2 separate regions of the Homo sapiens genome follow, and region 1 is linked to region 2. Evidence: chromatin loops called from intact Hi-C (ENCODE). Cell type or tissue: Calu3. All regions are shown on one strand. Links, peaks and the distances in the headings refer to the core of each region. The heading gives the core; the rest is flanking DNA.

What was found. Peaks named below come from ENCODE experiments on the same cell type or tissue, not always from the same donor. Only the 100,000 strongest peaks of a DNase experiment are listed, where the experiment ranks them.
Region 1: it touches region 2 in a loop (7-fold over the local background); 11 of 110 quality-filtered maps call a loop at or near these places.

Annotation. Positions count from the first base shown.
Region 1 is chr9:107,499,658-107,510,731 of GRCh38, forward strand. LOC105376206 (a long non-coding RNA gene) reads left to right here and starts at 5,477. Exons shown (of 2, transcript XR_930224.3): 1 at 5,477-5,512. In Calu3, for the core only: no CTCF peak of the experiment used is centred there; DNase peaks (open chromatin) are centred at 4,994 and 5,394.
Region 2 is chr9:107,552,038-107,563,111 of GRCh38, forward strand. No RefSeq gene overlaps it. Among named protein-coding and RNA genes, the nearest start is that of KLF4, 68 kb to the left of the region's middle. In Calu3, for the core only: no CTCF peak of the experiment used is centred there; no DNase peak of the experiment used is centred there.

The DNA of each region.
Region 1 (11,074 bases), core at 2,931-6,930, 53 kb before region 2:
GACCTCGTGATCCGCCCGCCTCGGCCTCCCAAAGTGCTGGGATTACAGGCGTGAGCCACCGCGCCCGGCCCATCCCGACTAATTTTTGTATTTTTAGTAGAGACAGTGTTTTACCATGTTGGTCAGCCTGGTCTCAAACTCCTGACCTCAGGTGATCCCCCTGCCTCAGCCTCCCAAAGTGTTGGGATTACAGGCGTGAGCCACTGTGACCAGCCATTACTTTCTTTTTAATCATAAGTTTTTGTTTTATTTTGTTTTGTTGCTTGAGATAAGGTCTTGCTCTGTTAGCCAGGCTGGAGTGCAGTGGCGCAATGATGGCTCACTGCAGCCTCGAACTCCCTGGCTCAAGCAATCCTCCTATCTCACCATGCTTAGTAGCTGGGACCACAGACATGTACTACCACACCCAGCTTATTTTTAAATTTTTTTGTAGAGACAGGGTCTCACTGTGTTGCCTAGGTTGGTCTTGAACTCCTGGGCTCAAGCAATCCTCTTGCCTCAGCCTCCCAAAGTGCTGGGGTTACAGGCGTGGGCCACCTCACCTGGCTGACTTACTTTTTTTTTTTTGACCTGTCAGCAGGAAGTAACTGACTTATTTTTATTACAGAATGTAATACAGTTTGCTGGCACATAATAGGTGCTCAATACATACTTGTTTAATACATAAACCCCATTTTACAGTTTTAAAAAAACTGCAATATTAGCTAGGCATGGTAGCTCATGCCTGTAATCCCAGCACTTTGGAAGGCCGAAGTGGGTAGATCGCCTGAGGTCAGGAGTTTGCGACCAGCCTGGTCAACATGGTGAAACCCTGTCTCTACTAAAAATACAAAAAATTAGCTGGGCATGGCGGCGGGCGCCTCTAATCCCAGCAACTCAGGAGGCTGAGGCAGAAGAATCACTTGAACCCAGGAGGCGGAGGTTGCAGTGGGCTGAGATCGCGCCATTGCACTCCAGCCTGGGCAACAAGAGCGAAACTCCTTCTCAAAACAAAACAAAACGAACAAAATTAGCCGGGCGTGATGGTGTGCACCTATAATCCCAGCTACTTGGGATTGAGGCAGAGAATCGCTTGAACCTGGGAGGCGGAGGCTGCATCGAGCCAAGGTCATGCCACTGCACTTCAGCCTGGGTGACAGAGGGAGACTCCATCTCAAAAAAATAAATTAATAAAAATAAAAATAAAATAAAAACAACCAAATAAACTGCAGTATAGAGTGCTTAAATCCAGCCCAGGATTGTGCAGCTAAGTAAGGGAGTTAGCCAGTGTCTCCTGGAGCCCACCCAGAGGAGGAAGCCTGCTGTATGACTGCTCTCTGAGTAACCTATCCTCAGCTGTGCCTGGCTTCTCTGAGTTCAGAGCCCCTGGATCGAGTTCCCCAGAGAGTAAACCTCTAACCTTCTGTCCAGGCTGGGGGAAAAGCAGTCACCCAGCTGAACAGGGCTAGTGAGGAATCTTGGGGCCTGTATGTACGTATGGGTGGATGGATGGATGGATTGTGTAACTGCTTGAGATATATATATATATATAATTTTATTTATTTATTTGAGATGGAGTCTCACTCTGTCGCCCAGGCTAGAGTGCAGTGGCATGAGCTCAGCTCGCTGCAACCTCCACCTCCCAGGTTCAAGCAATTCTCCTGCCTCAGCTTCGCTCATAGCTGAAATTACAGGCACGCGCCACCATGCCTGGCTAATTTTTTTTTTTTTTTTTTTGAGAGGGAGTCTCACTCTGTCGCTTAGGCTGGAGTGCAGTGGCACGATCTCGACTCACTACAACCTCCGCCTCCCGGGTTCAAGTGATTCTTCTTCCTCAGCTTCCCAAGTAGCTGGGACTACAGGCATGTGCCGCCATGCCCAGCTAATTTTTTTGTTTGTTTGTTTGTTTGTTTGTTTTGAGAAAGAGTTTCACTTTTGTTGCCCAGGTTGGAGTGCAATGGCTTGATCTCGGCTCACCGCAACCTCTGCCTCCTGGGTTCAAGCGATTCTTCTGCCTCAGCCTCCAGAATAGCTGGGATTACAAGCATGGGCCACCATGCCCGGCTAATTTTTTTGTATTTTTAGTAGAGACGGGGTTTCTCCATGTTGGTTAGGCTGGTCTCAAACTCCCAACCTCAGGTGATCCGCCCGCCTTGGCCTCCCAAAGTGCTGGGATTACAGGCGTGAGCCACTGCACCTGGCGCGCCCAACTAATTTTTGCATTTTTTAGCAGAGACGGGGTTTCACTATATGTTGGCCAGGCTGGTCTCGAACTCCTGAGCTCATACAATCCGCCCGCCTTGGCCTCCCAAAGTGCTAGGATTACGGGCATGAGCCACCGCACCCGGTCTGTTATTTCATTTTTTAAATGTACATTTTTTTTTCTGGTTTCAAAATGCGTGCTTATTTTAAAAAAAATAAATCAATACGGCTGGGCATGGTCGCTCACGCCTGTAATCCCAGCACTTTAGGAGGCCAAGACAGGTGGATCATGAGGTCAGGAGTTCGAGACCAACCTGGCCAACATGGTGAAACTCCGTCTCTACTAAAAATACAAAAATTAAGCCGGGCATGGTGGTGGGCACCTGTAATCCCAACTACTTGGGAGCCTGAGGCAGAAGAATCGTTAGAACCCGGTGAGCCAAGATCATGCCATTGCACCCCAGTCTGGGCGACAAGAGCGAAACTGTCTCAAAAAAAAAAAAAAAGAAGTGATGTGTCAGGGTTTCCTGTGTCATTGCTGTCTGATGCAGGGAAGGAGGCTTGGACTTGACTAGGAGTTAGGACTTGTGTTTTCTTGTCCCAGCTCTGCCAATGTGTGGCATGGGTAAGTTACCTCTGTTCCCTAGGCCCCTTTCATCTGTGCAAAGTGGAGGCTTCCAATTATATTCTAATAATGTACAATTTCCATATCTTCAGAGTTTCAAGGAAGTGCAAACTAACTGCCATGAAAGTTTCACCAGCCAAAAGCTGATTATGTAGATGTTAACATTTGAAAGATTAAGATCATAATATTCGGTACTGGTTAGTACGTAAGGAAACCAACATGTTGATATCTTGCTGATGAGAATGTAAACTGATGTAAATTTTTTGAGGAACAATTTGAAATGGTTGAAATGTAAATCAATTTCTATGAATTGAGCCTAAGGAAATAAGTGAATAAGAGTACACATGGAAATTCTGTAGTAATGAAAAGTTGGAAACAATCTAAATGTCCATCGAAAGGAGATTGGGCTGGACATGGTGGCACATAACTGTAATCCCAGCACTTTGAGAGGCCAAGGTGGGAGGATCCCTTGAGTTCAGGAGTTCCAGACCAGTGTGGGTAACATAGTGAGAACTCATCTCTACAAAAAGTAATGAACCAGATGTGATGGCAAGAACCTGTGGTCCCAGCTACTCAGGAGATTGAGGTGGGAGGACCACTTGAACCCAGGAGGTCGAGGCTGCAGTGAGCCATGAGCATGCCACTACAGTCCAACCCAGGCAACAAAGCAAGGCCCTATGTAAATAAATAAATAAATAAATTTTATTATTTTCACATATGTATAAAAAATGTGAAGACTTATACTTCAAACTGAATTGTGGTCATATCTGGAGAGGCAGGCTGCGGATTTTATTTAAAATACACATGTATTGATTTATTGATTTTTTTTTTTGAGACAGAGTCTCTATCGCCAAGGCTGGAGTGTGGTGGCTTTGTCTCGGCTCACTGCAACCTCTATTGCCCGAGTTCAAGCAATTCTCCTGCCTCAGCCTCCCTAATAGCTGAGATTACAGGCACCCTGTAGTCTGGAACTCCTGACCTCAGGTGATCCACCTGCCTCAGCTTCCGCAAACTGTTGGGATTACCGGCGTGAGCCACCGCACCTGGCCCTGACACTTTACTTTTATGAGCCCATCTACCTTTTGAAACCAGAAGCATGGACCTCAGAAGAGGGTGAAAACCAACTTTTTTTTTTTTTGAAACGGAGTCTCTCTCTGTCACCCAGTCTGGAGTACAATGGCACAATGTCGTCTCACTGCAACCTCCGCCTCCTGGGTTCAAGCCATTCTCTTGCCTCAGCCTCCTGAGCAGCTGGGATTACAGGCGCCCGCCACCATGCCCGGCTAATTTTTTGTATTTTTAGTAGAGACAGGGTTTCACTGTGTTGGCCAGGCTGGTCTCAAACTCCTGACCTCGTGATCCACCCGCCTTGGCCTCCCAAAGTGCTGGGATTACAGGCGTGAGCCACCGCGCCCAGCCGAGAACCAACACTTTTAGAGAACCTTTAAAAAGCCTGAAACTTCCCCATATACTTTGCATATGTTATACCCAAAATAATCCTGCAAAGTAGGTATTATTATTATTATTTTATTAATTTTTAGAGTCAAGGTCTCACTCCATTGCCTAGGCTGGAGTGCAGTGGCATGATCATAGCTCACTGCAACCTCAAATACCTAGGCTCAAGTGATCCTCCCCTTTCAGCTTCCTGAGCAACTAGGACTTCAGGAAGCCACCATTAAGCCTGGCTACTTTCAAAAAGTTTTTTGTAGAGATGGGGTCTCGCAGTGTTGCTCAGGCTGGTCTCAAACTCCTGGCCTCAAGCAATCCTTCTACCTCAGCCTCCCAAAGTGCTGAGATCACAGGCGTGATTCACTGTGCCTGGCCTAAAGTTTATTAATTCTATCACACAGAGGAGGAAATGAAAGAACTGGAGATGAAATTGATCAAATTAGTAATCTCCAGCCAGTCCTGAGGAGATTTAGCACTGGGCAGTGTTCGAGTTGGATTTAAGAAGAGGCAGAGTGGTACCACCAGTTTGCCCCACGTGGGTAAGGGAGAGATTTTCTGGCAAGACTGAAGACATTCTGATACCCTCCTCTCCCCTAACATACACTTACTCAGGTGTAAGAGTAATTCAGGCATAAGAGTCAGCAAAAACACTTTCTCAAGACGCTGTCTAGCTGTCTCAGGATCTTGTCCTGCTCAGGGTTGAGCACAAGGAGAACACAATCCTTGCTGGCCGGGCCCTGTTCTGGAATGACTGAGCTGTCCAGCATGGCCAGTGTGTAAATGTCAAGTAAACACCAAATTCAAGTGCAATCTAACTATTGTGCTGGGACTGTTTGTTTTAGATATAATAGTCAGCAGGAAGGGAGAAGGGGAGGGAGGGGGAAAGTATATATCACTTCACAAGGCAAAATTATGACTATCGTGAGCCCTCCCTTGGTCAACTTGAATGTCAAGAAACCAATATCAAATAAATAAAGAGCCTGCACTCCATGCTGCAAAAATAAGCATGTCCATTTGCTTGAAAAAAAGATTTTTTCAGATGAGGGAACATTTTCCAGTCAATCACCCTGCAGCAAAGTCATCCTGTTGAATTTGTGACTCACAGCCTCTCTGTGTCAATAGACAGAGTCAGCCCAGAGTTATGACTTCACAGAAAGATGAAGCAAAAGCTGGGAGACGAGGCAGGACCAGCTTTAAAAGAAGGCTGTAAGCTCAGACAACAAGTAGCAAAAGAAACACTGACCACTCACAGGCTGGGTAATTGCATTCGTTGCTTCTTTTTATTTCTTGCTCGTCTCCTAGAAAAGAACAACTCTGACTTTGACTTCATCCTTTCATTGCATTAACATTGACGGGGGACATGGTCATTGTCAGGGCTATGACTTTGCCTGGTGCTCCATATACATTGTTATCTCATTCTGTTCTCATAGCAATTCTATAAGGTAGGTGGTATTTGTATTATTTTATTTTATTTCCTTTTTTTTGGAGATGGAGTCTTGCTCTGTTGCCCAGGCTGGAGTGCAATGGCGCAATCTCAGCTCACTGTGCGAACTCTACATCCTGGGTTCAAGCGATTCTCCTGCCTCAGCCTCCCGAGTAGCTGGGACTACAGGTGCATGCTGCCACACCTGGCTAAGTTTTTGTGTTTTAGTAGAGACGGACGGGGTTTCACCGTGTTGCTCAGGCTGGTCTCAAACTCCTGAGCTCAGACAATCCGCCCACCTCGGCCTCCCAAAGTGCTGGGATGACAGGCAGGAGCCGTTGCGCCTGGACTTTATTTACTTTTATTTATTATTTATTTTATTTTTATTTTTATTTATTTATTTTTGAGACGGAGTCTCACTCTGTTGCCCAGGCTGGAGTGCAGTGGCACAATCTCGGCTCACTGCAACCTCCGTCTCCCGGGTTCAAGCAATTCTCCCTGCCTCAGCCTCCTGAGTAGCTGGGACTACAGGTGCCCACCACCACACCCAGCTAATTTTCGTATTTTTTAGTAGAGACAGGGTTTCGCCACGTTGGCCATGCTGGTCTTGAACTCCTGACCTCAGGTGATCTGCCTCCCAAAGTGCTGGGATTACAGGCATGAGCCACCGCACCTGGCCTGTTTATTTTATTTTATTATTATTATTTTTTGAGACAGAATCTTGCTCTGTTGCCCAGGCTGGGTGCAGTGGTGTGATCTTAGCTCACTGCAACCCCCTCCTCCTGGGTTCAAGCGATTCTCCTGCCTCAGCCTCCTGAGTAGCTGGGATTACAGGCACACGCCACCATGCCCAGCTAATTTTGTATTTAGTAGCGACGGGGTTTCACCGTGTTGGTCAGGCTGGTCTCAGACGCCTCAGCCTCCTGAAGTGCTGGGATTACAGGTGTGAGCCACCGTGCCCAGCCTATTTATTTTATTTTTAAGAGGCAGGGTCTTGCTCTGTTGCCCAGGCTGGAGCACAGTGGGCACAATCATAGCTCATTGTAACCTCAAATTCTTGGACTCAAGGGATCCCCCCACCTCAGCCTCCCAAGTAGCTGGGACTACAGGTGCGTGCCACCATGCCTGGCTAATTTTTCAATTTTTTGTAGAGGCAGAGTCTTGCTTTGTTTCCCAGGCTAGTCTCAAACTCCTAGCTTCAAGCAGTCCTCCTGCCTAGGCCTCCTAAAGTGCTATTACAGGTGTGAGCCACTGCACCTGGCCTGTATTATTTTATTTTATTTTATTTATTTTTCTGAGATGGAGTCTCGCTCTGTCGCTCAGGCTAGAGTGCAGTGGCACGATCTCGGCTCACTGCAACCTCCGCCTCTCAGGTTCAAGCAATTCTCCTGCCTCAGCCTTCTGAGTAGCTGGGATTACAGGCATGTGCCACCACACCCGGCTAATTTTTGTATTTTTAGTAGAGATGGGGGTTTCACCATGTTGGTCAGGCTGGTCTCAAATGCTTCACCTCATGATCCGCCCGCCTCGCCCTCCCAAAGTGCTGGGATTACAGGCATGAGCCACCGCGCCTGAATGCCTGTTTTATTTTATATGAGAATAATTATGAGAATAATTGAGGCCCACAGAGATTAGGTAACTTTGTAACCTTCTGCTTAAGGATTCTCACCCAGTTCTCCCTGGCTTCAATTTCAAATTTTGTGTGAGTTTCGGACAGCCTCTTATTTTGTTATCCTACTATAAGCCAGACAGGTACCTTGGCACCAGGGTCTCACCAATAAATCAGACATAGTTCTTGCCCTCAAAGAGCTTGGGGCCAGCCAAAATACTGTTGTCTTGGTGTTCAAGACCAATGCAGCACAATCCGTTTAGGCTGCCTGTAAACAAGTTAATATTGAAGAAAAGATAGTACCAACAGACTCACTACTTGTTTTCCAAGTTGCTACTATTTGCAGATTTCTCAGGAATGCCTGTGGGGATGAAAAGCCACTAAGAGATAATAAACCATAGAAGAGCGTATGTGGAGTGAAAACGGTTGATCTGAAGGCGAAGCTTGCAGCCAGTCAGCTTTGCCTGGCATGCTGGTTGTGGGGAGGTAGAGGCTTAACGTTTGGTCTTGTCTAGCCACAGAGCAGGCTAGGCAGGGACAGGGCCTGGCTGCGGAGGTGGAAGGCCTGGGCTCTAGTCTGAGCTTGGCTACCACACACTTGGAGGCTTAGGTCTGCTGTTTGCTCTGTTCAGAACCTGTTGAGGTTCTGAATCTTCTACACGAAGGCAGATGAAAGCTGAAAATTGACTTTGATATGTGATTAAAGTCCATAGGTGGTTTGGTGACTCTCAGACAAAGATTAAGTAGACTTTTGAGGCTGTGACTTCACTATAGAGACACAGTGTGCAGAATGGATTGAGGCTCTCATACGCAAATCCAATCCACCGTTAAGATTGTCACTCGTGGCCAGGCATGGTGGCTCACGCCTGTAATCCTGGCACTTTGGGAGGCCAAGGTGGGCGGATCATGAGGTCAGGAGTTCCAGACCAGCCTGACCGACATGGTGAAACCCTGTCTCTACTAAAAATACAAGAAAAAACAAAATTAGCCGGTGTGGTGGCACATGGTTGTAATCCCAGCTACTCAGGAGGCTGAGGCAGGAGAATCACTTGAACTTGGGAGGCAGAGGTTGCAGTGAGCTGAGATGGCGCCACTGCACTCTAGCCTGGGTGACAGAGCAAGACTCTATCTCAAAAAAAAAAAAAAAAGAAAGTTCAAAAATTGACTTTGATATGTGATTAAAGTCCACAGGTGGGTTGGTGACTCTCAGACAAAGATTAAGTACACCTTTGAGGCTGTGACTTCACTGTAGAGACACAGTATGCAGAATGGATTGAGGCTCTCATACACAAATCCAATACAACGTTAAAATTGTCACTCTTGGCAGGGTGCAGTGGCTGACGTCTGTAATCCCAGCACTTTGGGAGGCCCAGGCGGGTGGATCACCTGAGGTGAGGAGTTTCGAGACCAGCCTGGCCAACATGGTGAAACCCTGTCTCTACTAAAAATACAAAAATTAGCTGGGCGTGGTGGCGGGTGCATGTAATCCCAGCTACTTGGGAGGCTGTGGCAGGAGAATCTCTTCAACTCAGGAGGCCTCCAAGGTTGCAGCGAGCCAAGACCGCGCCACTGCACTCCAGCCTGGGTGACAGAGCGAGACTGTCTCAAAAAAGAAAGATAGTCATTTGTGCACTTGGACCCAACATATAAAAGGTGCTGACTCTCATACCTAGACACAGGACAGGTGGGGGATACTTAATCTCAGCTCTGGACCTTCCTGAAAGTGTGGTTGTGACATAGCCCATCATGGCTAAGCTCTTTATTTGTAGCAAGAGGAGGGAGAGAAGGCAGTCTTTGTGGCTCCAGAGTGTCAGGATTCATGAGGATGGCTAGGTCAGTTCTTGATTTGGGGTGGAAGGCTTTCGCCTAGATATTCTATTAAAATGTTTTCTTCCTGGACTTAAATGATCCTTCCATCTCGGCCTCCCAAAGTGCTGGGATTATAGGCATGAGCAGTGGCCCGGTCTAGATATTCTCACATTAGAAAGGTAAAGAGCAGTGGACGAGCTGGCTCTCAAGGCTGAGACATTCTATCTCCTTAGCTCTTCTTGCAACTCTTCTGAAAATTGAGCTTGTAAAGTAGCTTTGATCCTTAAAAAAAAAAAAAAAATCTGTTGTCTGCTTAAACAAAAGCAGTTCTTAGAGTGGCTTTGCCTTTATTTTAGTATAACACAGATTGCTTCTCCTTTGTTTCCGTTGTCTCAGTGTTCTCCCAGTTCTAAGAAGCTGTCAGCGTATATAATATATTACCTGGTTGCCTCAGTCCCCTTCAAATTTCCATCCTTAAGGGTTTTCTTCCTAATGGTTGGGGAAATTCTTGAAAGGACAAGGTCAATATGCCTTTGCTGGGATATACTTTTAAAAAATTTATTTTGGCTCTGTGTTGTTTGTCAAGGCTTCAGAGAGCCCTGCAAGTGAGAGTGCTCCGTTTACCATTTTGAATTTCTCCCTTTCTGGTTGGCCAACATCGTGTTTCCACTGTAATCCACCTGAAAAACAAACAGGAAAGTTTACACAGGTCTCTGTGTTCAACCATCTGCCTCCGCAATGATCTCTACAACAATGTAAGAGCTAGAAGACCAACTCTGGGTGTGTGTGTGTGTGTGTGTGTGTGCGTGCGCACGTGTGTGATATTTGGGGAGCACGAGCTATGTGTCTGGCTCAGGGTTGGGCATTCGGAACATCAATGGCGAACAAAGATAGATGTGATCCCTACTCACAAGGAGCTTATAGTCTACTGTCAGAAGAAAGACATTAATCAAATAATCACAAAAGCAAAACCAGACTGCAATCACTGCTTTGAGGGAGGATGCACAGTGTAGCAAAGCTTATCATAGGGAAAACTAACCTAGTTAGGGTTAATAAGGAGAGTACTGGGAAGAGGAAAGTCATGTTCTCTCTGTGATCTCTGAGTGCTGATAAATGATTAAGACAAGCATTTGTACCCTTGTATTTCTAAATCTAATATGGTCTCCATGATTTTTTTAAAATCATGTAACGCCCCCAGCTAGGAACTCAGGGCACAGAGATAAACAAGACATTGCCTAGGAGACACACCCTGAAAGAAACTGTAATACAAGGTGCCAAGGTGATACTAGCAAGAGGGGTGTGCAAGGACGCCTAGGAGCCCAGAGGGCACAGGGGATTGGTTCTGCTTGGGGTGCGCCTGGCAGATAGGGAAGAGGAGGGGTGTCCAGGCAAAAAATTCAGCACAAATAAGCCACGGAGATGGGAGAGTATAGGGTATGCAGGTGGACCAGGATAAAATCCAGGGGGGGCCAGCATAGAGTGTGTAGGTAGAATAAGTAAATCTTTTGAAAAGACATTTGGAAACAGAAATGGAGGGGCCCAGGGTCACAACTTCTCTTAAATCAAATAGTTGCTCAAGACCCACATGTTGGCTGGGCGCGGTGGCTCACGCCTGTAATCCCAGCACTTTGGGAGGCCGAGGCGGGTGGATCACGAAGTCAGGAGATCGAGACCATCCTGGCTAGCACGGTGAAACCCCGTCTCTACTAAAAATACAAAAAATTAGCCGGGCACGGTGGCGGGCGCCTGTAGTCCCAGCTACTCTGGAGACTGAGGCAGGAGAATGGCGTGAACCCGGGAGGCGGAGCTTGCAGTGAGCGGAGATCCCGCCACTGTACTCCAGCCTGGGCGACAGAGCGAGACTCCGTCTCAAAAAAAAAAAAAAAAGACCCACATGTTAAAGCTGTCTTTTCCACCACTTCCGTGATCCTAGAACTATGTTCAGTTTTTTGGCACAGGTGTGTTGATTAGTCATATT
Region 2 (11,074 bases), core at 3,467-7,466:
CAGGAGACTCACCTGAACCCGGGAGGCGGAGGTTGCAGTGAGCCAAGATTGAACCACTGCACTCCAGTCTGGGTGACAGAGCAAGACTCTGTTTCTTTAAAAAAAAAAAAAAGTTGCCATTGAGGTGTAGGTCTTTCCTTCCTTTTATCCCCTTAGGCTCAGCTTTCAGCTGACATCAGCCAGTGTAGAAGGCTCAACTTTTGGTTCATCTCTATGCCAAAATATTCTTGATCTTTGTACCTCTAAACCATCTACTTCTACTCAAAATACATGTATAATTATGCATTTAACCTATACCCAAATAATTGTTTCTCCTGGTTAAAACAGAATTTCCTTAGTTCTGATGACAGGTTGAGGGTGTAAGGTCACGGTTGTGCAGGGAGAAAGGCATATCTCAGCTCTTGAGCTCTGGAGGCAGATTGGCTTGAGGCCATCCAGGCTCCGTCACTGATGACATTAGTTGTATCATTTGGTCCTCTAGGGCTGAGTTTCTTCACCTGGGAAACAGACATTTTAGAAACTACTTTATAGGCCTATTATGTCTATTAAATGACATAATAAGTGTGAAAAATTGCTTGGTATGTTTGGAAGGGAAGAGGAATGTATGATGGAATGAGGAGTCCAGTGGTTTATGATACATATATATATACCATAAGTATAAATAATAACTTATACGTCATATACTTATGACAAATTATATACAACTATATCCTCTTCTCTATACTGCTCTTCCACTTCTAGATGGAAGAAGCTGTCTAAGGAATGATGAAGGTGAAAAAAACAAGTCATATTTAAATGTTCTCTTCTCTGTAATCCCAGCATTTTGGGAGGCTAAGATGAGAGGATTGCTGGAGGCCAGGAGTTCAAGACCAGTTTGAGCAGCATAGTGAAACTTTATCTCTAAAAATTAAAAAAAAAAATTGTTTTTGATTAAATATTCTCTTCTTAGACTCATTGCCTGAACACATGATCAAGTTACAGGGATGTTATCAGATATTCAAAAATATTTGAGGAGGCCGGGCGCCATGGCTCATGCCTGTAATCCCAGTACTTTGGGAGGCCGAGGCAGGTGGATCACCTGAGGTCAGGAGTTCAAGACCAGCCTGGCCAACATGGCGAAACCCCATCTCTACTAAAAAAAAAAACATACAAAAATTAGCCGGATGTGCTGGTAGTTGCCTGTAATCCCAGCTACTCTAGAGGTTGAGACTGGGGAATCACTGGAACCCAGGAGGCGGAGGTTGCAGTGAGCTGAGATCAGGCCACTGTACTCCAGCCTACCACAGAGGAAGACTCCGTCTCAAAAAAAAAAAAAAAAATTGAGAAGGTACAGCATGATGATGAAGAACATAGACTATATTTTCAGACAAACCAGAGTTCAAACCCCAACAATTCCTAGGTGTGTTTACTGCCCTGAGCTTTGGGTCTGTATTAGTAAAATGGGTATAATAATAGAGGTTTCAGATCAAAAAGCCATAGTATAGGGCCCACACAGTGGCTGATGTGTGTAATCGCAGCACTTTGGGAGGCCAAGGCAGGAGGACTACTTGAGCCCCGGAGTTCAAGATCAGCCTGGGCAATATAGCAAAACCCCGTGTCTATAAAAAAAAAAAATTATCTGGGCATGGCAGCACACACCTGTGGTTCTAGCTACTTAGAAGGCTGAGGCAGGAGAAATGTTTAGCCCAGGAATTTGAGGTTATAGTGAGCTCTGATCATGCCACTGCACTCCAGCCAGGATGACACAGACCCTATCTCTATTTTTTTTTTTTTGAAACGGTCTCATTCTGTCACTCAAGCTGGAGTGCAGTGGTGTGATCATGGCCCACTTCAGCCTTGACCTCCCAGGCTCAAGTGATCCTCCCACCTTGGCCTCCCAAGTAACTGGGACTACAGGCATAAGCTACCACACCCAGCTAATTTTTTAACTTTTTATATAGACAGGGTCTCCCTGTGTTGCCCAGACTGGTCTTGAACTCCTGGGCTCAAGCAGTCCTCCTGCCTCAGCTTCCCAAAGTGTTGGGATTACAGGCGTGAGCCATCTTGCCCAGCAAACATTTTTTTAAAAAGAAAAATCATGGTTTTATATAAGGTACTATCCGTGGTTTCAGGCATCCACTGGGGATCTTGAAATGTATTCCTCTCAGATACTAGGGAACAACTGTACATATTAGTTACTACTTTTTACAGTGGCCATAAGAGCCACATCTGGAAGAACACAGAGAGTGAAGAGAGGACCTGGTTTTGAAATTCACTTTCACAAGCTTGAGATCTGGGGCCAACTTATTTCACCCCTCTGGAGCCTCCTGCCTTGGCAAAATGAGGCTAAGACCTTGGAGCACTTGTTTTTACCTGGGCTGATATTGGAATCACCTGGGGCTCAGACCCACTTCATCCCCATGATTCTTATGTAATTGTTCTGGGATCCGGCTTTAGAAATCAAGAGTTCTAAAAACTCTCCAGGTGATTCTATTGTGCAGCCAAAGTAGAAACCCTTCTTAGAAGGGTCTTGTGGAGCTCAAAAAGAAAACTAAGGCCAGGCACGGTGGCTCATGCCTGTAATCTCAGCATTTTGGGAGACCAAGGCGGGTGGATCACTTGAGGTCAGGAGTTCGAGACCAGTCTGGCCAACATGGCGAAACCCCGTTTCTACTAAAAATACAAAATTTAGCCAAGTGTGGTGGCACGCGCTGTAATCCCAGATACTCGGGAGGTTGAGGCACAAGAATCCCTTGAACCCGGGAGGCAGAGGTTGCAGTGAGCTGAGATTGCGCCACTGCACTTCAGCCTGGGAGGCAGAGTAAAACTGCATATCAAAAAACAAACAAAAATCAAAACTATGTGAAGGGCTTTGTCAAGGCTGAAGTACTTTTGAAACCTCACTGTTTTCCTGTGCTAGCTCTGAATTCTTTTTTAAAAGAAAAGTAAGTTCTGTAATTAAAAAAAAGAAAAAGAAAAAAATTCCCTTACACTGCAGACTCTCATTGAAAGCAGACTCTTGCTAATGCTTCATCTTTGGCTCCAAAGGAAATCCATCCCTACCCTAGTCATAACTTACAATAGGGCTTTTCCTGGGTGAAGCAGCATTGGTCTGGTCATCAGAGTGCTCTCCCCAGCCCTCTGGAAGCTACGGATTTGCAAGCCATGAGCACCCTCTATGAGGGGAGGTAAAGGGAGATTGTGGGGTAACAGAGGAGATGGGGTTAATGTGAAGTTCAAGTTTCCAAGGAGCAATGCGGTCTGGGACACAGCTGTCAGAATACTTTGAGATTCAAGAAAGTCCATCATAATGAAAGTGTGCTGAGAGGTCCTGGGGAGGCAGGCTGGTTTGTGCAAAACCTGCACTTTGAAGTTCTGACAGTAAGAGGAGTTAGCAGTTCATGCACCCCTCCTGTCTTCTCACATCGATTTGTGCATTGCCGTCTTGTCATAAGAATCACAAATACAGATGTTTTTGTCAGATCCCAAAGCCTTAAGGTTCTATATCTGACCTAACTCCAATAGACTTCCAGCAAGTTAAGTTCTGTTGATCAGTCAGTCCAGTTGATCAGACTCTCATGGCTGGCATCATCCTCCGGACTTCGCCTGGAATAGCAGATTGGAACTTATTCAGAGCTTTGTGATGATAGTAACTTGTTCACAAGCAGACCTTATGTTTGCTAGTAAGATTCTCAACGTTTTTTTAAGCTCCACAGTTCCAATCTCACCAGCTAGATTCCTCTCCTTTCTTACCACTTTGAGATTAGGTCAAGTCTGTTTTGATCAATGCAAGCAAGTAATCCCATCCATTCAACCATTTGTTCATGAAGTCATCCATCCATTTAATTCCCCATTCATCTGCCAACTGTCACACACTCATTTTCAATCCATCTATTTCTCCATCCATCCATTTTTTTTTTTTTTTTTTTTGTGACACAGAGTCTCACTCTGTCACCCAGGCTGGAGTGCAGTGGCACAATCTTGGCTCACTGCAACCTCCGCCTCCCTGGTTCAAATGATTCTTGTGCTTCAGCCTCCTGAGTAGCTGGGATTATAGGCACATGCCACCGCACCCAGCTAATTTTTGTCTTTTTAGTAGAGATGGGGTTTCACCATGTTGGCCAGGGTGGTCTCAAACTCCTGACCTCAAGTGATCCACCTGCCTCGGCCTCCCAAAGTGCTGGGATTATAGGTGTGAGCCACTGCGCTAGGCCATCCATTCGTTTTTATCTATCTGTTTACTCATCCATCTAATCATCTCCCTGCTCACTCACTCTTCAGCTACATTCAAGTTCCTAGTCCCCAAAGAGCTTGTTTGATATTTTTATTGTTATCCCATGGACATGGACTCACTACATGGTAGCTATTTTATGATTACTTAATCAGTTGAATCATTATTTGCCAAGATTTGGGGGCTTTCTCTGTGCGGGTATTACTGAGGATACAGTAATTAGCCTGAATTGAATCTTGAAGTTTGAGTAAGCGTTTTACAGGTGAAGAAATTACAGTTGATTCTTGAATAACACAGCACTGAACTGTGCAGGTCTACTTATAGGAGGATTTTCTTCTGCCTCTGCCACCTCTGAGACAGCAAGACCAAGCCCCTGCTTCCTCCTCCTCCTCAGCCTATTCAATGTGAAAATCACAAGGATGAAGACCTTTATGATGATACATTTTCACTTAATGAATAGTAGGTATATTTTTTCTCTTATTTATTTATTTTTTTTCCAAACAGGGTTTTGCTCTGTCACCCAGGCTGGAGTGCTGTGGTGTGATCATGGCTCACTGCAGTCTCCATCTCCTGGGCTCAAGTGATTCGATCATCCTACCTCAGCCTCCTGAGTAGCTGGGATTAGAAACATATGGCACCGTGCTTGACTAATTTTGTAATTTTTGTAGTGACAGGGTCTCGCTGTGTTACCCAAGCTGGTTTTGAACTCCTGGACTCAAGGGATCTGCCCACCTTGGCCTCCAAAATTGCTGGGATTGTAGGCATGAGCCACCATCCCCAGTGGCTCATGCCACCCAGTGGGTGGGTGGATAGATAGATAATTGTTTTTCTAACTTTATTGTAAGAATACAGTATATAATGCACATAACCTACAAAATATGTGTTAATCAACTATGTTATCAGAAAGGCTTCTGGCCAACAGTAGGCTATTAGTAATTAAGTTTTGAGGGAGTCAGAATTTTTGTGGATTTTTGACTATGTGGGGTTGTGGGAGAGGTTGGCACTTGTAACTCCTGTGTTGTTCAAGGGTCAACTGTAGAGCTAAGTGTGAGAAAAAGCCTTCCAGGCACAAGGAATAGCTAGTGCAAAGTCTTGGAGGTGAGAGCAAGTGTGGCTTATGGGAAGCTGTGGGTAGCTTCTAATGTCAGGGTAGAAGGATGGGAGGCAGAGAGCCTCCGGCAATCAAGGCTGGAGAGATGAGAGAAGGCCAGTTGATAAAGGGTGTTGTGTGTCATGCCCAGAAGTCTAGAGCTGTTGGAGGAATTTCAGCTTGCAGCTGCATCTGAAATTGACTTGACTTCTTTGTTCAAAACCAGAAATGGCTGATCTCTCCAGGTTCAGTCGATGGAAGATCTCAGAGACACATTTCATAGACTGGGCCTGGGAACCAGGACTGCCGGACTGCGGGGCCAGTGTTTTCTTCTACCACCCTGTGCTTCCACCCCTCCTTCTGACTCATTCTCCTTTTCCCCATATCTAATCTCTTTCATCCCTCAGTTTCTAAGACAGGTCTGTAAATCCAGTCAGAGCTCAATAAATGTTTGTTGAATGACTCACTGATTCCTGTGGAAGACATGTACATGTATGTGTGCACGCACCTGGAAGGCCTCTTTGAATTTCTTCCACCATTCCAGGCCCACTTAGAGCTGCACTGGTAGAAAGGGAATGGATTAGCAACTGAAAAAATCAGGCTGTGGGCTCTGGGTCTCTCACTGACAGGTCATGTCTCTTGGCCAAGTCTCCACATACTCTCCAGGCCTCTGCTGCTGCACATCTGTGAGATGGAATTGGTGGCCTCTGACCTGGGGTAGTTGGGAGCTGTGGATAAGTCCATGCTGAGAAAAGCCTTTGTTGCTGTAGAGTGCTGTACATTCACAAGGTAATCTTCCCACTCCTCTCCTAGTTTAGGAGACTGTCATGTTGTATTTGTTTTGTTCTTGTTTTGTTTTGTTTTTAGACTGAGTCGCTCTGTTGCCCAGGCTGGAGTGCAGTGGCGCAATCTCGGTTCACTGCAACCTCCGTCTCCCAGGTTCAAGCAATTCTTATGCCTCAGCCTCCCTAGTAGCTGGGATTACAGGGGCCGCCACCACACCTGGCTAATGTTTTTGTATCTTTAGCAGAGACGGGGTTTCACTATGTTCACCAGGCTGGTCTTGAACTCCTGACCTCAAGTGATCTGCCTGCCTTGGCCTCCCAAAGTGCTGGGATTACAGGTGTGAGCCACCGCGCCTCATATTGTATTTGGATAATGAAAAACCTCCTCCATGCTGCTGTATCAGTCATGGTCCCAGCAGGGTACAGAGGATACCTTTGGGGGTATTTAATAAAGCAACTTTTATGGAGGGTTAGTAGGGTTTGGGAAAACCAAAAAGCAGTACTTTGAGACTGATAACAGAGGGCACCTCATCCACTCCCCCTGGCTTGAAGGGTCAAGAGGAAGGAGAGAGGGAGAGCAGGGGATATACATACCAGCCTTTCTCCTCACCTCCCATCTCCTGCCAGTGTCTTCCACAGGCAGAACCTGACCAGAAACCAAGGTCAAGGTTATCATGAATGTAGTCCATGAAGTTCAACTGCCTGGGGCACAGAGCAAAGTGCTGAAATGTACAGAGTGGATCTGGGGGTCAGATGAGAGGTGTCCAGCACCCCATCCTACTCACATTTGTTCTCCCTCCCCTCCAAAGATGTTCCCATTGCTATAAGTGCCTTCACAGCCCCCTCTTTATCTGGCTCACTCCTACCTGTCAGCCTTTCAGTCAGGTCTGCCTCCTCCAAAAAACCCTCCTGGAGCTCCTTTCCATCTGGGTTTTTTTTTTTTTTTTTTTTGAGACAGAGTCTCACTCTGTCACCCAGGCTAGAGTGCAGAGGCCTGATCTCGGCTCACTGCAACCTCCAACTCCTGAATTCAAGCAATTCTCCTGCCTCAGCCTCCCAAATAGCTGGGACTACAGGCACGTGCCACCATGCCCAGCTAATTTTTGTATTTTTAGTAGAGACAGGGTTTCACCATGTTGGCCAGGCTGGTCTCGAACTCCTGACCTCAGGTGATCTGCCTGCCTCTGCCTCCCAAAGTGCTAGGGTTATGGGCATGAGCCACCCCGCCTGGCCCCATCACTGTATTTGTCATACTGTGGGGATTGTTTGTTCTCTGGGAACAGGAACTCGATCTTTCTTTCGCCACCTCAAGCCTGTGCCTAGCACAAGATCCATGTGAAGCAAACCCTAGAAAGTGTTTGTTGCTCCGAGATGAACTCTGTGACCTTGAAGCACAGTGCCCGGTGGGTTTCTCCTCTCCTACAAAACTTTTGGCGGTTCCCCATTTTCTGCAAGTCATAAAAATCCCAAACCCCTTTCTCTGCTGTCTAAGGAGCCTCACCATCTGCCCTCATTGTCACATCTCTGACCGCCAGCGCCCGAGACAACCAGTGGGCTAAGTTCAGGGATTCCTGTCTTCCGTTACCATGTGTTGGATTGCTTGTGATTCATTCCCACTTGGCTTGTTTTGGAAATTAGCATTTCTCGGTGATGCACCTGATACAGGGTCACTTAGGCAACTCTGATAGTTTGGGAGAATCAGAATTGACAACACAACAGTACTTTAAACACACATTCTCCTCCCCATCCAAACACACTTATCTCTTCTATTACCCAGATAATGGGCAGTCCTTTCCAGTTCCGTGCTGATAAGCTGCTAATAAGTCTCTGCCTGACTAGTTGTCTTGCGTGGGGTATTGGACAGGCAAGAGAGAGGTCTGTGGATTCATTGGTTACTTCTTTCAGTAGCTGTGACCTCATATGAGAACCTTTGCTTCCTACTTTTTAAAAATTATTTTTTTGGGGCTAGGCATGGTGGCTCACGCCTGTAATTCCCAGCACTTGGAAAGGCCAAGGCAGGAGGATCTCTTGAGCCCAGGAGTTCAAGGCCACCTGAGCAACATAGTGATACCCCATTCCTACAAAAAAAATTTAAAAATGGGGCAGGAGGATCATTTGAGCCTGGGAGATGGAGGCTGCAATGAGCTGTGATTGTGTCACTGCACTCCTGCCTGGGTAACAGTGAAATTCTGTCTCCAAAACCAAAAAAATTTTTTAAAATTTTCTTTTCTTGTATTATAGAGGACTAAATGTTACCTATTTTTTCAAGAAAAGAGTCATATTACCCTCTTTCTGGGCAATCCTGGAGACCCCATGAGGATTTTATGCAGACACTTTAAATGGAATAGCCTTAAGGAAATGGAGTCCTTGCTGTACTGGAGGCATCCCACTTTTTTTTTTTTTGAGATGAGTCTTGGTCTGTTGCCCAGGCTGGAGTGCAGTGGCATGAACTCAGCTCGCTGCAACCTGGGTTCAAGCGATTCTCCTGCCTCAGCCTCCTGAGTAGGTGGTACTACTGGCATGTGCCACCATGCCCAGCTAACTTTTGTATTTTTAGCAGAGATGAGGTTTCACCATGTTGGCCAAGCTGTTCTCCAACTCCTGACCTCAAGTGATCTGCCTAGTTCAACCTCCCAAAGTGCTGGCATTACAGGCATGAGCAATTGCGCCCAGCCTCCATTTTGCATTGCCATTAATTTTCTTTTCTTCTTCTTCTTTTTTTTTTTCTTTTGAGACAGGGTCTCACTCTGTTGCCCAGGCTGGAGTGAAGTGGTGCAAACAGAGCTCACTGCAGTCTCAACCTCCTAGGCTCAAGCTATCCAGCCACTTCAGCCTCCCAAGGAGCTGGGACCACAGGCATGCATCATCACACCTGGCTACCTAAAAAACTTTTTTTTTTTATAGACAGGGTCTTCCTATGTGGCCCAGGCTGGTCTCAAACTTCTGGGCTCAAGCAAGCCTGCCTCAGTCTCACAAAGTGCTGGCGTCACAGGCATGAGCCACCACACCTGATACATTTATTTTCTTAATTATTTATTTATTTTTGAGTTTTGTTTGTTTGTTTGTTTGTTTCTTTTAGACTGGAGTCTCATTATGTTGTCCAGAATAGTCTTGAACCCCTGGGCTCAAGTGATCCACCTGCTTTGGCCTCCCAATGTGCCGGGATTATAGGTGTGAGCCATTGCATCTTGTCCTATTTCTCAAAGGCAGTAGATTCCATTTCATTTTGTCTCTGCTAATGTGGGGCAACCGTGTGTGCATATGTTATGTGTGTTGTATATGCAAATTTGTATTTAATATCAAATGAAAGTAATAGTAGATTTCCCAAGTATCATTTATGCTCATTTCTATGACTTAGAAATTAGACTTACCATCAGATCTTGTTATTTAATGCAATAACAAAGACGCCTATGCTATAATATCACAAATTTGGTTTTGAGTATTTTGATGGTTGGATTTTTACACAACCTTTTCTTTGTCATCTTTTTTTTTTTTTTTTTTTTTTGAGACAGGGTCTCACTCCGTCGCCCAGGATGGAGTGTAGTGGCGTGATCTCAGCTCACCATAACCTCCGCCTCCCGGGTTCAAGCGATTCTCTTGCCTCAGCCTCCAGAGTAGCTGGGACTACAGGTGCCCGCCATCAAGCCCAGTTAATTTTTTTATTTTTAGTAGAGATGGGGTTTCATCATGTTGGCCAAGCTAGTGTTGAACTCCTGACCTCAGGTGATCCGCCCACCTCAGCATCCCAAAGTGCTGGGATTACAGGTGTGAGCCACTGCGCCCAGCTTCCTTTTTTTTTTTTTTTTTTTTTTTTCAGGTGCAGACTCGCTCTGTTGCCCAGGCTAGAGTGCGATGGCGTGATCTCAGCTCACTGCAACCTCTGCCTCCCAGGTTTAAACAATTCTCCTGCCTCAGCCTTATGAGTAGCTGGGATTACAGACGCCCGCCACCATGCCCAGCTATTTTTTGTATTTTTAGTAGAGACAGGGTTTCACCAGGTTGGCCAGGCTGGTCTCGAACTCCTGGCCTCGTGATTCGCCCATCTCAGCCTCCCAAAATGCTGGGATTACAGGCGTGAGCCAACGCACCCGGCCGCAGCCTCATTTTTCATATATTTTAAATTACACATACTATTATCATTGTTGCTTTTGTAGAGTCAATATTCACTTATGTTTGCCCTTTTCCTTGCATTTCCATTATTTCATATGGAATTATTTTTCTTCTGCCCGAAGAATCTTATTTTACCTTCATTTTAAAAGCCTGTTTCCTTTTTTTTTTCTTTCTTCTTTTCTTTTTTTTTTTTTTTGAGACAGGGTCTAACTCTGTCCCAGGCTGAAGTGCAGTGGTTGGTATGATCTCAGCTCATTGCAACCTCAGCCCACTGCAACCTCAGCCTCCTGGGCTCCAGCAATCCTCCCACCTCAGCCTTTCAGAGTAGCTGGGACCACAGACGCGTGCCACCACGCCTGGCTAATTTAAAAAATATTTTCAGTAGAGACAGAGTTTTGCCATGTTGCCCAGGCTGGTCTCAAACTCCTGGGCTCAAGCAATCTTCCTGCCTCAGCCTCCCAAAGTGCTGGGATTACAGTCGTGAGCCACTGGGCCTGGCCAAAAACTGTTTTCACTGGGTATGGAATTTTAGATTGGCAGTGTTTTCTGCCCTCGTCCCTTACTCCCAGCCTTTAAAAGATGCTAATATGTTGTCTAAACACATTATTTTGAAAGAGGTACACCGAAAAACACAGACACACAAACTCTAAAATCCCTTAAGAATCCAGTCTCAGATTGGAGAAACACCCTCAGGGGAAACAGCTAGAACCCAAGTTTCTGATTACTGTTAACCACAGATGCTCCAGGAAAATCAGGAAGAAGTTTAGAAATGCAAAGCAGGGGAAATTACATAAATATATACATATATATACATATACACATGAATATAATAAAACAAATTTAGAGAAGCAGAGGAAGGAGAGGAAGAGCTTTGGGGCT